Linked DNA regions of Homo sapiens: region 1 is linked to region 2. A link is a loop called in an ENCODE intact Hi-C map of the cell type or tissue named here. Cell type or tissue: mammary epithelial cell. All regions are shown on one strand. Each heading gives the region's core, and the rest is flanking DNA. Links, peaks and the distances in the headings are about the cores only. Region 1 overlaps GALNT14 (polypeptide N-acetylgalactosaminyltransferase 14). Region 2 has its middle 93 kb from the start of CAPN13.

Region 1 (7,604 bases), core at 1,703-6,702, 260 kb before region 2:
TAATTAAGATGGTTTGATTATTATATTTTAGCTTTGCCCAGAGGTACTAAAATACTACATTTCAGCCATATAATTCAATAAATAGTGTCATCTGGTGTTCTGCCATCTGGGCCAAATGCCTGTGGGCAGGTAACCCAAGAAGAACCTTGTGTGGCTTCGAAAGGTACCAAGTGGTCTTTGTTCTGGGGACAGATTTCCCTTCTCCCTCCCTAAGTTTGCCTCCTACATTTCACATTACCTGGGGAATGAGGCAGGGGAAAGAGATGTGGAAAGAGATGTAGAGACATTTTCAATGCCCAGGATGGAAAACTGATTTGGATTAAATATTTGCCAGGAATAATTCATTCAACAAATTATTGAGTCTAAGACTATTAAGTATAGATCAGTAAAAACAACAACAACAACAAAAAAAACAGACTGAAAGTGTGCCCTCATGGAACTTGAATGCCCCCAGTGAATAAATCCCTCAGGTGGACAAGTGGGAGCTACCTTACTACCCTCCCCAGGCCCCTAGTACCTCCCCACCTTACAGATCACTTTCCACAGGAGGCATGGTCCCTTAAGCTAGCCTTGAAAATAAGCCCTGGCCCGTGAACTCAGGGTTTCAGTAACACCAAGGGCAGTGTGGTATCAGTTCTCTCGCCTCTGAATTATCTGTCTTTAAAGGACAGAGGAAGAGGGGTGAAGAAGATTCCCTGGATTTGCACTCTGCATTCCGGGGGTGCTCTCCTCAGTGTTATGGGGAACACAGGAGGGGTGGAGAAGACAATACTGTTGAGTTTGGCTGCAGCTTTTGTCTATTTCATGAGCTTTCCATGTCCCAGTTCAGTGGCTTTTGAAATCTTCTTGCACAACCAAAATCTGCCGCAACACCAGAAACTCTCTTCATCTTTTCTCAAGGAAATCTTTTATTGAAATATAAGATACATATGGAAAAGTACACACCTCCTGCAGGTATATCTTGAAGAATTTTTCCAAAGAGAACACACCTATGTTCCTGCATCAAGTACCTACATCAAGTTAAAGAATATTCTGTGTTTGCCAGAAGCCACCCTTATGCCCGTGCCCCATCAGAATTCTCCGTGGCTACCTTGTCTTCAAAAGCTGTAGATTGATGTTGCTTGGTTTTGAACTTTATATAAATGGGATTACACAGTATGTACTCATGTGTATCTGGCTTCCCTCAAAGTTCTGTGCATGAAACTCAGCCACATTTTGCAAGACACAGTTTGTTTATTCTCATTGCTGTGTAGTATTCCTTTATAAGAATATATTACAATTTCTATATCTACTCGACTATCAGTGCTCATTTGGGGTTTTTCCAGCTTGGCTTTTATGACGAGAGCTGCTATGATTAAGCTTCTACTTGTCTTTTGGTGAACAGGCATATGTGTTTCTGTAGGGTGTACCCCTAGAAGCTTCTGTAGATATCATCAAATATTTAATGAAGTACTTACAGCAGAGTCCCTGTTGCACCAAGTCCTCATTATCAATCACTTGCTATTGTCTGTCTGTTTCATTTTTGCCTACCAGGAGGCTGAGTGGTGGTGTCTTATTGTGGTTTAAATTTGCCTCTCCCTGCTGCAATGAAGTGGCACACATTTTCCTAAGTTTCTTGACCGTTTGCATACCCGAGCAAGCGTTTTGCCCCTTCTCTCTGCATCTGTCTATGCCTTTTGCCCAAGAACCAGGCACAGAGGGCCTGGCTGTCAGTTCCCCCCTCAGTAACCTGCCTTTCTTCTGGATATTTTTTGCCATTTTGTCCAACATTGTGAGGCAGCATGATAAAGTAAGGGGAAGAAATAACTGGCCTGAGCCTGCGAAAGTGCATGCCCTTTCTAAGATACTGCCCAACAATGCCTTCAGCTCCCTGGGTGTCTGTTTCCTCCCACGTAACATGAGAGAAGTAAGCCAGAGATGCTTATTAAGGTCAGTTCCAGCTCTGTCTGCTGGTTTGAAAATACTTCTGCCGGTAAAAGCATGCGGAAACTGGCTTAGGTACTAAGTAAGTTGGACGCTATTTCCAGAAACATGAAGCCCTCCTGCTCGGCAGTGGTGCCCCTCCCCCTGCCCTGGATTACTCTTTCCCCTCGCAGACTTCCCTTCCTAACAGGACTCCAGGGCCCTGCAGAGCATCAGAGCCCTTTTTATTGCCACCTTGTCCATTTCTTCATGCAGGCCTTCTCCACCCTCTCATGCCCTCCACGCAGTGCAGGTCACCAGACCTCTCCTAGCCTGAGGTGCACATGTAGGCTGATTTGACATGTCTTCTCACTTATCTGAAAGCCCCGGACCTATTAAACACAGCAGCAGCAGAGATGCTTGCTCCTGGAGTTGGCACATCACGTAGAAGGCAGTTTGACTGCAAACATTGGTGACCTGCCCACATTTTTCAGTCTAGAATAAGGAGCTGAAACACACAGATGTCTTCCCTTTAAAACCTGGATCACTGTCAAGTTCCATTACCATTTGCCCCCAAGTGCTTCAAAGAACCACTGGCTCTTATGATATAACACATGTGCCTCTACTGCCAGGAAGAAATAGGGCTGGTAGGATTGGCTTGAGGAAATTTCAAGGAGGCTCTGTGCTGGGACGAAGGTCCTGGGATAATTCCTACAGGAGAGGATGAACCATGCAGTAAGCCCTTAGAGTAAGACTCTTCATGCCTTGTATTTCTTTAGCCCAGGCTGGAGTGAAGTGGCCTAATCTCGAACCACGGTGCCCCCAGGTTCAAGCGGTTCTCCTGCCTCAGCCTCCTGAGTAGCTTGGATTTTAGATGCCTGTCACCAAGCCCAGCTAATCTTAGTAGAGACGGGGTTTTGCCATGTTGGCCAGGCTGGTCTTGAACTCCTGACCTCAGGTGATCCACCTGCCTTGGCCTCCCAAAGTGCTGGGATTACAGGCGTGAGCCACCGCGCTCGGCCCATGCCTTGTATTTCTATAGGACTTCACGAAGTGCTTTCCCAGCTCTTTCTCATGTCCTCAGTAGCCCTTTGGGTGAAGAGGTCATTGCCATTTCACAGAGAAGGAAGCTGAGACCCAGGCAACGTAACTGGTTGACTGAGTGGCTGGGCTAGGTCTCCTAGCCCTGTGAGCTTTGACATACAACATCTCTGTCACTTACTAGCTGGACCATGGGTGAGTTACTCAAACTCCCAGAGACCCCATTTCTTCATCTGTAAAATGGGAATAATAATGGTCCTCAGGGTGAGGTGAAATAATTGATGTCAAATGCCGAGCCTCATCTTTAACCTCTAGTAAGCACTTGGTGACTGTTTGCTAGCTGTGGCCCTGAGTAGTCAAGTTAGTACTGGCATCAGGAGGGCAGCTGGGGCCTGCTGCAGTCACCCAGGCAAGAGGGGGCATCAGGACCAGCAACAGTTCTGGTTTCATCATCTTTCCTGCTGCTCCGCAGCTGTGGGCCAAAGCAGGTCTGGAAGGCAGGGCAGACAGGTAACAGGGCCAGGGGTGGAGAAACGGGTGACATGGATGAATGTAGAGAGGTCCAGGCTCTGCACCCTGCTCTCCAGCTCTGAGTCAGGGTGCTGCGGCTCATGTGAGTCACAGTGGAGCTGAGAACAAGGTGGGCTGGGTGCAGGGCATGTGAGCAGGGAAGTCCTTAGAGAGCTCTGGGCCTCGGCCTTGGCTCCTGGCTCTGAACATTCCATTTGCCTGAATGTCAGACTTACTTTAAAAACTGGAAAGCAAAATGAGCGAGGAGGCGACTGCAGTGCCACATCTGGTGAAATTTGTGCTTGAAAGATACTGGGGATGGAAGCCAAGGCCAGCAGAGGGAGTGATTTAGAGCCGGGGGCCAGCAACTACAAAATGTGTTTGACAAGAGATGAAAAGAGCGGGAGAGGAGATGACAGCTGGGTGGGGGCTGCTGTGGGAGGGAGACCTCTGAGCCGAGGGTGGCAGACACAGGATGGAGTGCTGAGGGCCACGTGAGGCCCCAGGTGACTGGCAAAGTAAGCAGGCACAATGGGATGTGATGGAAGCAGGAATCCGCTGGGGACTCTGTGGATCACTGAGCAGTGAGGGTCCCACTGGCCTAGTGAGGGGCAAGATCAGTAAATGTCCTTGAGCTTATCTTTGCTGTCCCTGAGGCAACAAGAGGAATCCCTGATCTCCATGGAAACTTTATTGTATTATCCAAACTGCTCTCCCCTCCTGACTCTCATGATAACCGTGGCCTGGCCAGAGCTGGCGTGGTGGTTGAGTCTCTTCTGCTTCCCTGCTCCTCCCTGTCTCTCCTCCTTGATTCCTCATAAGGTGGCATCATGTACTCCTTGTCCCACACCTTCCTGCCCTGCCTCTCAAGGTAGCAAACACCCTCTTTGCTCCCGTCTGCTTCATCTCAGGCCGGGTGCCACCACCCTTCAGACTTTCACCCAAGCCCTGATCTGTGGCATCATCCTGCTCTCCCCCCACTCCCATTTTGTTGTCTCCTCTGAGATATCTCTTGCTCCCTGAGATATCTTGCTGCCAAACTCAGCCGCTGCCCCCTCTCGTCTGGGTGACTGCGGCAGGCCCTAGCTGCCCTCCTCATTGACTCTGGCTTTCTAAATGCAGAAGGATCACTCCTCACCTGAAACTCTTCACATGCTGTGGGCACACAGCTCCTGTCACCACCCCAACCCTGAAGTCAAGGCCGCCCCCATCAGGCCATGGCCTGTGCCGACTGTGCTGTGAGGATTCAGGCCTCATCATTGCTGCTTTCTCTATTCAGGATGCCCTTTTGTGTTTTGGGAGTCTGGGTGGAGGGTGTCTTCTTCAGGAAGACCGCTTGCCCCTCAGACAATTTGGCAGCCCCTCCATCCTCTATGCTTACCCTGAGCAGCACCCCTTGCTGTGCATTGCAGACATCAGCTTACTGTCTATCACCCTTCCAAGCCCCTGAGCAGCTAGCACAGGAATGCTGACTTATCTTTGCATCTCCTGAGCCTAGCACGGTGCCTGGCACTCACACTGTCCATCAGTATCAGCTGAGTGAATAGGGGCCCAAAGCGCACCTCGTGATTCCTTCTCAAGCTACTGAAAATATCAGGGATTGGGAGTGCAGGTGCCGGTGAGCGAGTGAATCCTCAGAACAGAGGGAGAAAATCAAATCACAGGAAATTTAAAACCATCCTCGCTCAACAGAGAATTATCCACGTTCACGCATAAATCCAGCGCCACAATTGGCAAACACGTATTGATCATACCATCCCCCTGATGTGTGGGAGGCACCATATATATGTTCTCTCGGTTCAGCCTCACAACTTTGCTATGACCCTTGTTTTAGAGATGAAGAAATTGACTCCGGTAGCTTGAATAACTTGTCCACAGGAATTTAAAGAAGTAGAAACGTGGCCCCTGCCTGCAAGAAGGCAGTAGTTACCTAGGAAGATGGCACAGTGATTTAGAAAGGGGAATAGTCATACCAGGCGGCCATGTGGAGTGTGGTGGAGGAAGTGATTTCAGCGAAACTGCACAACAGTGACAGTTTGGGCAGCTGGAGGAGGGAAGGTAACAGAATCTAGGGAGGTTTGTGGAGGTTGTGACACAGGTACAGTCAAGGGCAGTGACTGGGCTGGTTTAGCAGGGCCAGAAGGCTCCTGCAAGGGAATGTGGGGGCAGGGTGCTGAAGAGCTAACACGAGGGTGGAGGCCTTGAGATGCTGGTGAAGGTTTAACTGCAGGTGGCTCTGAAGGTCGGGAGAGGGTCCTACAGTGAGAGCAGTGTGTTAGGAAGATGGAAGAGAGAACGGCTGTGGAGAGGGTGGGAGGAGTGGTTGGAAGTGACTCTTCTGCAGGCGGGAAGAATAGTTAGGAAGCTGTTGCAGGAGGGCAAACCAGGGGTGTAGATCAGGCTTGGTGATATAAAAAAGAGGCAGATTTGAGTGCAGTATTGGCTCAGGGGTGGATTGACTGTACGAAGGTGCAGGAAGGTATGGGAAGCCTTTGCTTTTTCCCTCCCTGCTTCAGACCAGAATGGCGCACGGATGTGAGTCCCCTGGGGAAGAGGCATAGGACCCTTGACCCTCAAACAGACCATTCCTGAGCTCAGGGTGCTGAGTCTAGCACATTCCTGGAGTTCCTTGGCTGCAGGCCTTACTTTTGCTCCTTATAGCTGTTGCAATTGGAGGAACTTTCCCCTTTCAGGTGAAAGGAGGGAATGATGCTTCTCTGATCCTTTAGGTGGAAAGTCTGAAAAATATCATGAAATAGCTCTAGGAGTATCAAGGGGAGATACTATGCTTTAGCAAGTGAGGGATGACCCACACCCATGATTTTCCATCTTTCCAGAATCTTCCAGCATGCAGCGTTCAAGATAAAAGACAGAGAGAAGGGCTGGGTATGGTGGCTCACGCCTGTAACCCCAGCACTTTGGGAGGACCTGGTGGGCGGATCACCTGAGGTCAGGAGTTCGAGACCAGCCTGGCCAACATGGTGAAACCCTGTCTCTACTAAAAATACAAAAAATTGGCTGGGCATACTGGCGCATGCCTGTAGTCCCAACTACTCTGGAGGCTGAGGCATGAGAATTGCTTGAACGCCGGAGGCAGAGGTTGCAGTGAGCCAAGATGGTGCCACTACACTCCAGCCTGGGTGACAGAGTGAGACCCTGTCTCAAAAAAAAAAAAAAAGACAGAAAAGCCAATATGGAATAAAGGTTTCAGAGGCAGTGAGTGTGGATAATCTTCAAAGGGCATTCTCGTGGAGCTCGTGAGGGCACCGACTGGTAGGGGGGAACCAGACCATCTGGGTTTATGTTGAGGCCCCACCACTCACTCATTGTGACTTTCCCTCTCCACCACCATGAGAAGAGGAATTGCAGCACCCACCTCGGGGAGTTACTGTGCAGGCTGAAAGCTCTGGGAAGAATACCTGAGACAGAGTGAGGATTCAATTGTGTCATCTATTATTACTGTTGTATGATGTGATTTGAGCAGGGCTAAAATAAGACATGAAGGAGCTCTGGTCCCAGACACCAAGGTATCTTTTTTAGGAAACATTTCAAAAATAAGTCTTGGCCCAACTCCACACTTTCTGTCCCAGCTAGGCTCTGCATTTGCCTTTTGAGAAGATTCTTTTTTGCACACACACACACACACACATACACACACGCACACGCACATGCACACACAGCTGCCGTCTGGGTGGTGCTTGGTACCGGCTAACACAGGTCCTGCCAGTGTCCCTAGAGAAACCTCTTTGCAGCCTCCATAGATCTGCTGATCTTCCTGAAGAGCAGAAGCTGCCACTTCCCCCAGGGTTTCCACCAAACCTCAGTGTTCCACTCACTTGGAAGGGGCTAGGCAATGTAAAAGATCAAGATTAGTTGTTTAGAAAAACAGAAGGATCCTGGTGCATTGGAGTAATGGCCATTTCTAGGAGGTCTTTAAATGCAGCCAGAGGAGTCTACGTTCTTTAAGTCATGTGGTCCTTCTGAGCCCAGATTGCACGAGTCAGTACAGGCAGCAGAACTGCCTGAGGAGGTAGATTGGGGCCAGAGATTGAAAAACCCTGTCAACTTGCTATCCTGAGCAGCACTGAGAGCTGAGATGGATCTGCTGGTTCCAGAACAAAGAGTGGGAGATGTCTGGCCTTCTGTGTTCA
Region 2 (7,604 bases), core at 1,100-6,099:
CCATAAAAAAAGGATGAGTTCATGTCCTTTGTAGGGACATGGATGAAGCTGGAAACCATCATTCTCAGCAAACTACCACGAGGACAGAAAACCAAACACCGCATGTTCTCACTCATAGGTGGGAATTGAACAATGAGAACACTTGGACACAGGATGGGGAACATCACACACTGGGGCCTGTCATGGGGTGGGGAGAGCAGGGAGGGATAGCATTAGGAGATATACCTAATGTAAATGATGAGTTAACGGGTGCAGCACACCAACATGGCACATGTATACATATGTAACAAACCTGCACGTTGTGCACATGTACCCTAGAACTTAAAGTATAAAAAAAAAAAAAAAGAAGTGACAGATACAAGATTGAAGCATAAGTCCCCTGATTCGGTTACTGTGGCCTCTCCAGCAACTAGACTTTAGGCTGGTGCCCGGTAGAGCAGAGGAAAGGACTGATCTGCTTCCCTGGAGCTGGGGGTTACCCCAGTGAGGTAGCCATCTGACAGCACGTGTGCACACACACACTCACTCCAGGGCAGCTGGGTTCCAGACAGCAGCTACATGTGCATACAGACTAGCGAAAGAGTTTAAATGGTGAGGAAGGAGCAAAGTGTATCAGCCAGGTCTAGTCAGGAAAAAAAAAAAAAAACAAAAAAAACCACTCAAGGTATTTCAAGAAGGAAGGGATCTAGTCTAAGGAATGAGGCACTTAAAAAGCTGTTGGATTGGTTAAAGGAGCAAAGGCCAGGAAGGTCACCACTGACTCCCAGGCTCACCACTAGCCTTAAGAGAACCAAGAAGCTGCTACTGCTACCCAAGCCAGACACTACAGGGAGCTGCCAGTAATGGTCCTGACCTCCTGCAGCCTAACACCAGTGACTTGCAAGACAAAACCTCACATCTGCTGAAACCCACCTGACTGCACAACTTGCTGGAGGCAGAATCATATGCCTTCTGCCTCTCTTCTGCCTTCCAAATGTCACCCACATGTATCTCAAGGGTGGGACTTAAAATGTACCTGGATCTGTCCTGGCAAGGGTATTTCTCAGGCTTCCAGCCCCTGCCAAATAGGAGAGAATATAGAAAGTGGTGTAAAAGCTGCCAGGTGCCAAGAGACAACAGCCAGCACAGAGAGGACGAAAATGGAAGGAGAGATAGAAAGACAAAAAGATGGAAATGGGGACCTGAGGAAGGGAGGAAACTTTAGACAGACGAGGAACAGATAGATGAGGCATGGCCAGGAGCAATACAGACAAATTAGATGGGAGAGACAGAGGATACGACAGAAATAGGAAGACTAAAACAGAAGGAAGAAGACTGGGGCCACAGGTGCTGGTAGGAGTATTGGCGATACAGCCCAGCCACGTGAAATCCATTCCCAGTGGAAATGTTTAGTTGCCCAACGCCATCAGAATTGTTTACCTCTGTTCATCTCAGACTTCTGAGGCTGTGAGTTTCAACATTTATATATGTAGGAATTGCCTTGAGTGACTTGTTTACAATTTTGTCTGAGATCCTAATCCAGAAGGTCTGGGGCTGGCCCTGGGGATCTGTGATTTTAAAGCTCCCCAGCTGACGGCACATAGTCCTTGGGTGACATTTCAGGAATCACCGCTTTTGCAACTTCGCTGACTGGTGGCAATTCTCTAGACTGCACCAACCAGGGTGACTGTGAGATCCCTAATGAATGCAAGCTTAAGGCCTACTGTGTTCAGAGGCTTCTTACCCGTCCCACCACAACCACACTCTGCTCCCTGGGATGTCACCAAGATCCCTTTCTACCACCTCCCAGTTCCCAGAGAACTGATGTCCTCATTGATTTTTACCTCTAAACAAGCTAATTAAGCAATAATCTTAAAAGAATCCATCACTCTGACAAGGTTGTTGATTAACAATCCTCCAGCCAAGCCAAAGTGCTTAATATCTCAGCAGAATGGTCAATAATGAGTACAGCAGTGGCACCCGGCTGCAGCAAAGCAGGTGATAGCTGTATCTGAGAAGACGGGTGCAGAATGGGTAATGGGCGCGACCTTGCCGCCTGGTGGAGGACAGAGGAGGGGAGGGTGGACGGGCTTGGGGCTGCACAGATGGGCCATCTCTAGCCAGACTCTAAACCATCCTTTCTGAGGCCACCAAATGCCCCCAGAGGACTTCTAAATCTCAGAGAAACTCTGGATCATAGGAGAAGGGTCATGTGAAAGGTGGTTAGACACATGGACAATTTTGGTTTTGTTTTGTTTTTGTTTTCCGAGACAGTTTTGCTCTCATTGCCCAGGCTGGAGTACAGTGGCACGATCTCAGCTCACTGCAACCTCTGTCTCCAGGGTTCAGGTGATTCTCCTGCCTCAGCCTCCCGAGTAGCTGGGATTACAGGCGCCCGCCAGCCACCACGCCCAGTTAATTTTTGTATTTTTAGTGAAGACAGGGGTTTCACCATGTTGGCCAGGATGGTCTGGAACTCCCGACCTCAGGTGATCCACCCGCCTCGGCCTCCCAAAGTGCTGGGATTACAGGCGTGAGCCACCACGCCCGGCCGACATGGAAAATTTTGCAGCTGTGTCAGTGATATACCCACTCAGAGAAGAGACAGGCAAGACGATAAAATGACTGCCTTTGAGAGGACAATGTTAAGTCCAGGGTAATGTTATCTTTCTCTTTTCTATACTTAAACACTCTTATTTTAAACACCTCTCTGTTCCCTTAAAAAACATTTTCTTTTTTCTGCCTTGGAGGATAGGCTCTTTGACCAAGTGGAATGTGGTAAAACACTGTCCCCGATGGTCAGAATTGTTGCAGCTTCAAATCCTCCAAGGTCCAAAGATTCCTGCCCATTCAATCAGTATCCAGTGTGGGCCACAGAAGGTGGAGCATCCAGGCAGCCCAGCAGGAGCATGCACCATCCAAGCTGCCACAGCTCCATCATCTTCACCTGACTTCATCTTGGTCTGAATCCTAGTCTCACTTTTGCTGTTGTTTGCATAAAGATTGGATGAGCTTGACAAGTACTCTGGACCAAAAGGAAGGAAACTGGCCCCACTTGTGATCTCTGGTCACTGACATGCCACGTCATCTTGCCTCTTTAAGAGTTTCCATTTCCATTCAACCACAAAGTCAGGCCCTCCCTATGGCTAAATTGGCAACATTAACCCACAGTGTGAGTAGGGCAGGGCCTAGGTTATATTCTCAGTCTTGCAACTGCCTCTGTCTGACATTAGTCAGATTCTCCAGTTGGGGGTTTTGCCTGGCCCCTAAATTCTTTCCTTCTAACTCCCTTGTTCTCTGAGACTCTGCCATGGCTTACGCCTAAAGGGCTTTCCTAGAGCCCAGTTCTCCCATTTCGCAGCCTGACAAATAAAATCAATTTCGCCTCTGTTAGAGCCATTGCAACTTCACTACCCATGTATTGAGCCTGGAGTAAGTGCTCAATAGATGTTAAGGGAGTGAATGAATGAGCACATGTGGTGTAAAGATACGCACCACGGGGGAGTGGACAGAGCACTGGGTGAGAACAGAGCACTGGGTGAGAACTCTGGAGTCTAAGGTTCAAGTCCCGGTTCTGCCTCCATCAAGCTGTGTGCCTTAGGGAAATGGCCTTCTCTTCTGGGCTTCCTTCTCCAAAAATGAAGGGGCTGGACTTGCAGATTTCTAAGGTTCCTTCCATGTCACAGACTTGGAGATCCACGTCCTAACAGATTCTACTCCGCAATCATCAGCGAGGGGCAGCAATTAACAGCCAGAAAAAAGCCCCTCCAATTCAGCAACAGCAGCTCTGCTGAGACCCATGCTCTCTGGGGCAGTAAGTCAAAACAGTCCTCCCCTTCTTTAGCCTGGGAGTTGCTGCTTCTTTTATGATGCTTGTGACAATGAAAATTAAAAACCCCTTTCACCTACCTGAGGTTGGCGGTTAAGCCAGCGTTCACATGTTTTGGGGAGGTTAAAAAAAAAAAAAAAAAAAAAAAAAAAAAAAAAAAAAAAAAAATCTGGCCACTGTGCAGCCGCAGATAATGGTGCGACAGTGACACCTAGTGGTCATCTCCACTAATTACTGCTCAGCCCTGCTGCTCAGCACTGCAAGCCAGGAGTTTGCCGGAAGTCAGGCCCTCCCTATGGCTAAATTGGCAACATTAACCCATAGTGTGAGTAGGGCAGGGCCTCGGTTGTAATCTTAGTCTTGCAACTGCCTCTCTGTCTGACCTTAGTCAGCTTCTCCAATTGTGGGTTTGGCCTGACCCCTAAAGTCCTTCCTTCTAATTCCCTTGTTCTCTGAGACCCTGCCATGGCTTATGACTTATAGTTGGGAGTCCTAGGCCCAGGTGGAGAGCAGGATATCCATACCAGGTAGGAGCAGCTCTAGGACCCCAGGGTCCAGCACTGGGACCCTGGGGTTCCACCCAGGATGATTATGCACATCCCTGTCCACACATTCAGTTCCACGCAGCCGCGAGGCAGGACCACACAGCCAGGCCATCAACCATGGATGTTACAGCCAAGGGCTGCCTCCATTTCAGCTGCCAAGGTAGGAGAAAGTAACAAAACCAGCCAGAGAGAAGCCTGGGGGAGCTGACTTTCTATTGGTGGCAGGGGGCAGTTCACCTGGTTTTGCCCACTTTGTGCAACAGAATCTTGCCCTCTTGCTGGGGTCTGTAGGGTTCAGATATCTCTAAAGAACAATGCAGATGGGTTCTTCTTAGCACATTTTACTGCCTATATGTACACCCCACAAACTACAAAGGGTGGAAAGGGAAGCTATGGGTTGAGGCTTTAGAACCTCCCCCACAGGTCACAAGTGCTCACGGTTTAACATGGCTGGGGACATAGTGGCTGAGCTTGTTGAGTCTTTCCTGAGTTCCACATTATTCTTTTTTTTTTAGATGGAGTCTCGCTCTGTCACCCAGGCTGGAGTGCAGTGGCGCGATCTCGGCTCACTGCAAGCTCCGCCACCTGGGTTCACGCCATTCTCCTGCCTCAGCCTCCCGAGTAGCTGGGACTACAGGTGCTGGGCTTTCTGCCACTTGAATCCTGTTTCTTATCACCCGTGTTTGGTCTGTGTTTATGAGTCTTTCTCCAAATGTCATCTGTCCGTACTGCATGGTTTCTACAGAAGACCTTGGTGCCTTCCAATATGCCCACCACTAAAATGCTGGGTGAGGCTTTGCTGATTTCCTCACCCTTACTCCTCATGGTTTTCCCCAGACCATGACCAGGAAGTATGCAATGGTCACACTCTGCGAGCCCTCAAAGGAGGAAGTCATTTGTTCAAGTTGGGGTTGCAAACTCCAGAGCTGCCATAGTTTCTGGCGGTGTGTGGTAATTTTCCCTTGTCATTAAATGACATATGTAAAAATGCTTTTCTGGGCCAGGTGCGGTGGTTCACACCTGTAATCCCAGCACTTTTGGAGGCTGAGGCTGGCAGATTGCTTGAAGTCAGGAGTTCGAGACCAGCCTGACCAACATGGTGAAACCCCGTCTCTACTAAAATATGAAAATTATCTAGGTGTGGCAACATAGCTTGTAATCCCAGCTACTTGGGAAGCTGAGGCAAGAGAATTGCTTGAAACCAGGAGGCAGAGGTTGCAGTGAGCCGAGATCGCACCACCGCACTCCAGCCTGGGCAACAGAGCAAGACTCAAAAAAAAAAAAAAAAAAAAGCTTTTCTGGAGGTGGAGAGAAGGTGAACTATTATTTTAAAACACCTACTATATAACAGACAGAGTCCAGTCAGGAGACAAAAATCACACCAGCAATTTGAATAAGGAAAATGTAATATAAAAAATTATAGGCCGGGCATGGTAGCTCATGCCATAATCCCAGCATTTTGGGAGGCTGAAGCAGGTGGATCACCTGAGGTCAGGAGTTCGAGACCAGCCTGCCCAATATGGTGAAACCCCGTTTCTACTAAAAATACAAAGATTAGCCGGGTGTGGTAGCGGGTCGCTGTAATCCCAGCTACTTGGGAGGCTGAGGCAGGAGAATCACTTGAACCCAGGAGGCGGAGGTTGCAGTGAGCCAAGATCACACTACCACACTCCAGCCTAGGCAACAAGAGCAAAACTCCATCTCAGAAAAAAAATATATATATTATGAAGTAGTAAAAGGTGTTAACTTCTAAAAGGGGCAAAAGAGGACTCTAAGGAATACAGGAATAATAAGTGCAGGAAGCACTTACTATTATAGAGGTAGCCCTGCTACCTCTAGGGCTGGGAAGATTACCCAGAGGAGGAGGTTAGAGCATGGATGAGAGTCCCACCTTGAGGGAGAGAGTGTGGCTGCAGACCACTGGGCAGTGGAGAAGGTCCGGGGTGCCAGTGGACTGGAGCTGGAGTACAAGAGCCTCCTCTGCTGGATGCTGGGGAAAATCACTGGAGAAAGCGCCACTGGATTTCCCCCTGCTGGGACAATCACACTGTGGGAGAAAAAAGGCACACTAGAGCCAAGAGGAGGAGCTCGTCCTCTGCTTTACCTTGCAGTGTCCAGGAGGAGCCAGAAGGAGGAGCTGGTCCTCTGCTATACCTTGCAGTTTCCCTCTAGCACCCTCTACTGACACAGTGTAACATTGCAACAGCTGACGAAAGAGAATTAGTAACAGGGTCCAGCTCCAGTATTACAAAGTAGGGCAAAGAAGAGTGGATTTGCAGTTGACAGGCAATAAATTGACAACAGGCACACCTACTCTGTGCCAAGCCCCATGTTATGCATTTCCAGCACGAATCTCATAATCTCATTGATAATTATTTGAAATAGATATTATAATTCCCATTTTAATGTTGAGAAAACACTAAAAGCTAGGAGAAGTAATCTGAGAAAAATATGCAGCTAGTATACTTTAAAATATGCAACAGGGCTGAGCTGATGTTTCACTGATGGGTGTGTGACTCTAGAGTATGTTTTTCTGGCTGGGCAACGTGACTCCTGCCTGAAATCCCAGCACTTGGGGAGGCCAAGGCAGGCAGATCACCTGAGGTCAGGACTTCAAGACCAGCCTGGCCAACATGATGAAACCCTGTCTCTACTAAAAATACAAAAGTTAGCTGGGCCTGGTGGCGGGCACCTGTAATCCCAGCTACTCGGGAGGCTGAGGCATGAGAATCACTTGAATCCAGGAGGCGGAGGCTGCAGTGAACAGAGATCACACCACTGCACTCCAGCCTGGGCAACAGAGTGAGACTCTGTCTCAGAAAAAAAAAAAAAAGTAAAGAGTATGTGTTTCTACATCAAGCTAGCAGTACCTGTCACTGTAAAGGGTTAAGGACAGTACAATTTTGTTCTCCCTCTCCCAGCCTCTTCTTCTCTATTAAATCACATAAGCCTTCCCAGCATTGGTTCCTGGACTTTGCCTTGGAGAGGCGGTGAGGCAGGTGCCCCGTAGGTGTCCTAAGGGCATGATTCTCAAGCCAGAATCACTGGGAAAGTTGGTGAAAATGCTTTCCTGGGCCTACCTCTGCAGAGTCCAATTTAGTAAATTTAGGGGGACTTAGAATCTGCATTTAATAAACTCCCCAGAGGACTCTAGTATACTGCAAGAGAAGAGCACCAATCTCCACTGGGCTAGGAGTGGAAAGTGAGGAGCTGCCGAGGCTTTGATGGGTGGAGGAGGGGCGTCATGCTAA

The links. A loop is a pair of places that touch in the nucleus more often than their neighbours do. Peaks named below come from ENCODE experiments on the same cell type or tissue, not always from the same donor. Only the 100,000 strongest peaks of a DNase experiment are listed, where the experiment ranks them.
Region 1: it touches region 2 in a loop (12-fold over the local background); 1 of 110 quality-filtered maps calls a loop at or near these places.

What each region holds. Positions count from the first base shown.
Region 1 is chr2:30,976,120-30,983,723 of GRCh38, reverse strand. All of the region lies in intron 2 of GALNT14 (polypeptide N-acetylgalactosaminyltransferase 14), which reads left to right. Among named protein-coding and RNA genes, the nearest start is that of GALNT14, 160 kb to the left of the region's middle. In mammary epithelial cell, for the core only: CTCF peaks have their summits at 3,775 (motif pointing right) and 4,647 (motif pointing left); a DNase peak (open chromatin) is centred at 3,583; H3K27ac peaks cover 707 bases.
Region 2 is chr2:30,710,686-30,718,289 of GRCh38, reverse strand. No RefSeq gene overlaps it. Among named protein-coding and RNA genes, the nearest start is that of CAPN13, 93 kb to the left of the region's middle. RefSeq lists a silencer at 3,160-3,219. In mammary epithelial cell, for the core only: a CTCF peak has its summit at 4,027 (motif pointing left); no DNase peak of the experiment used is centred there.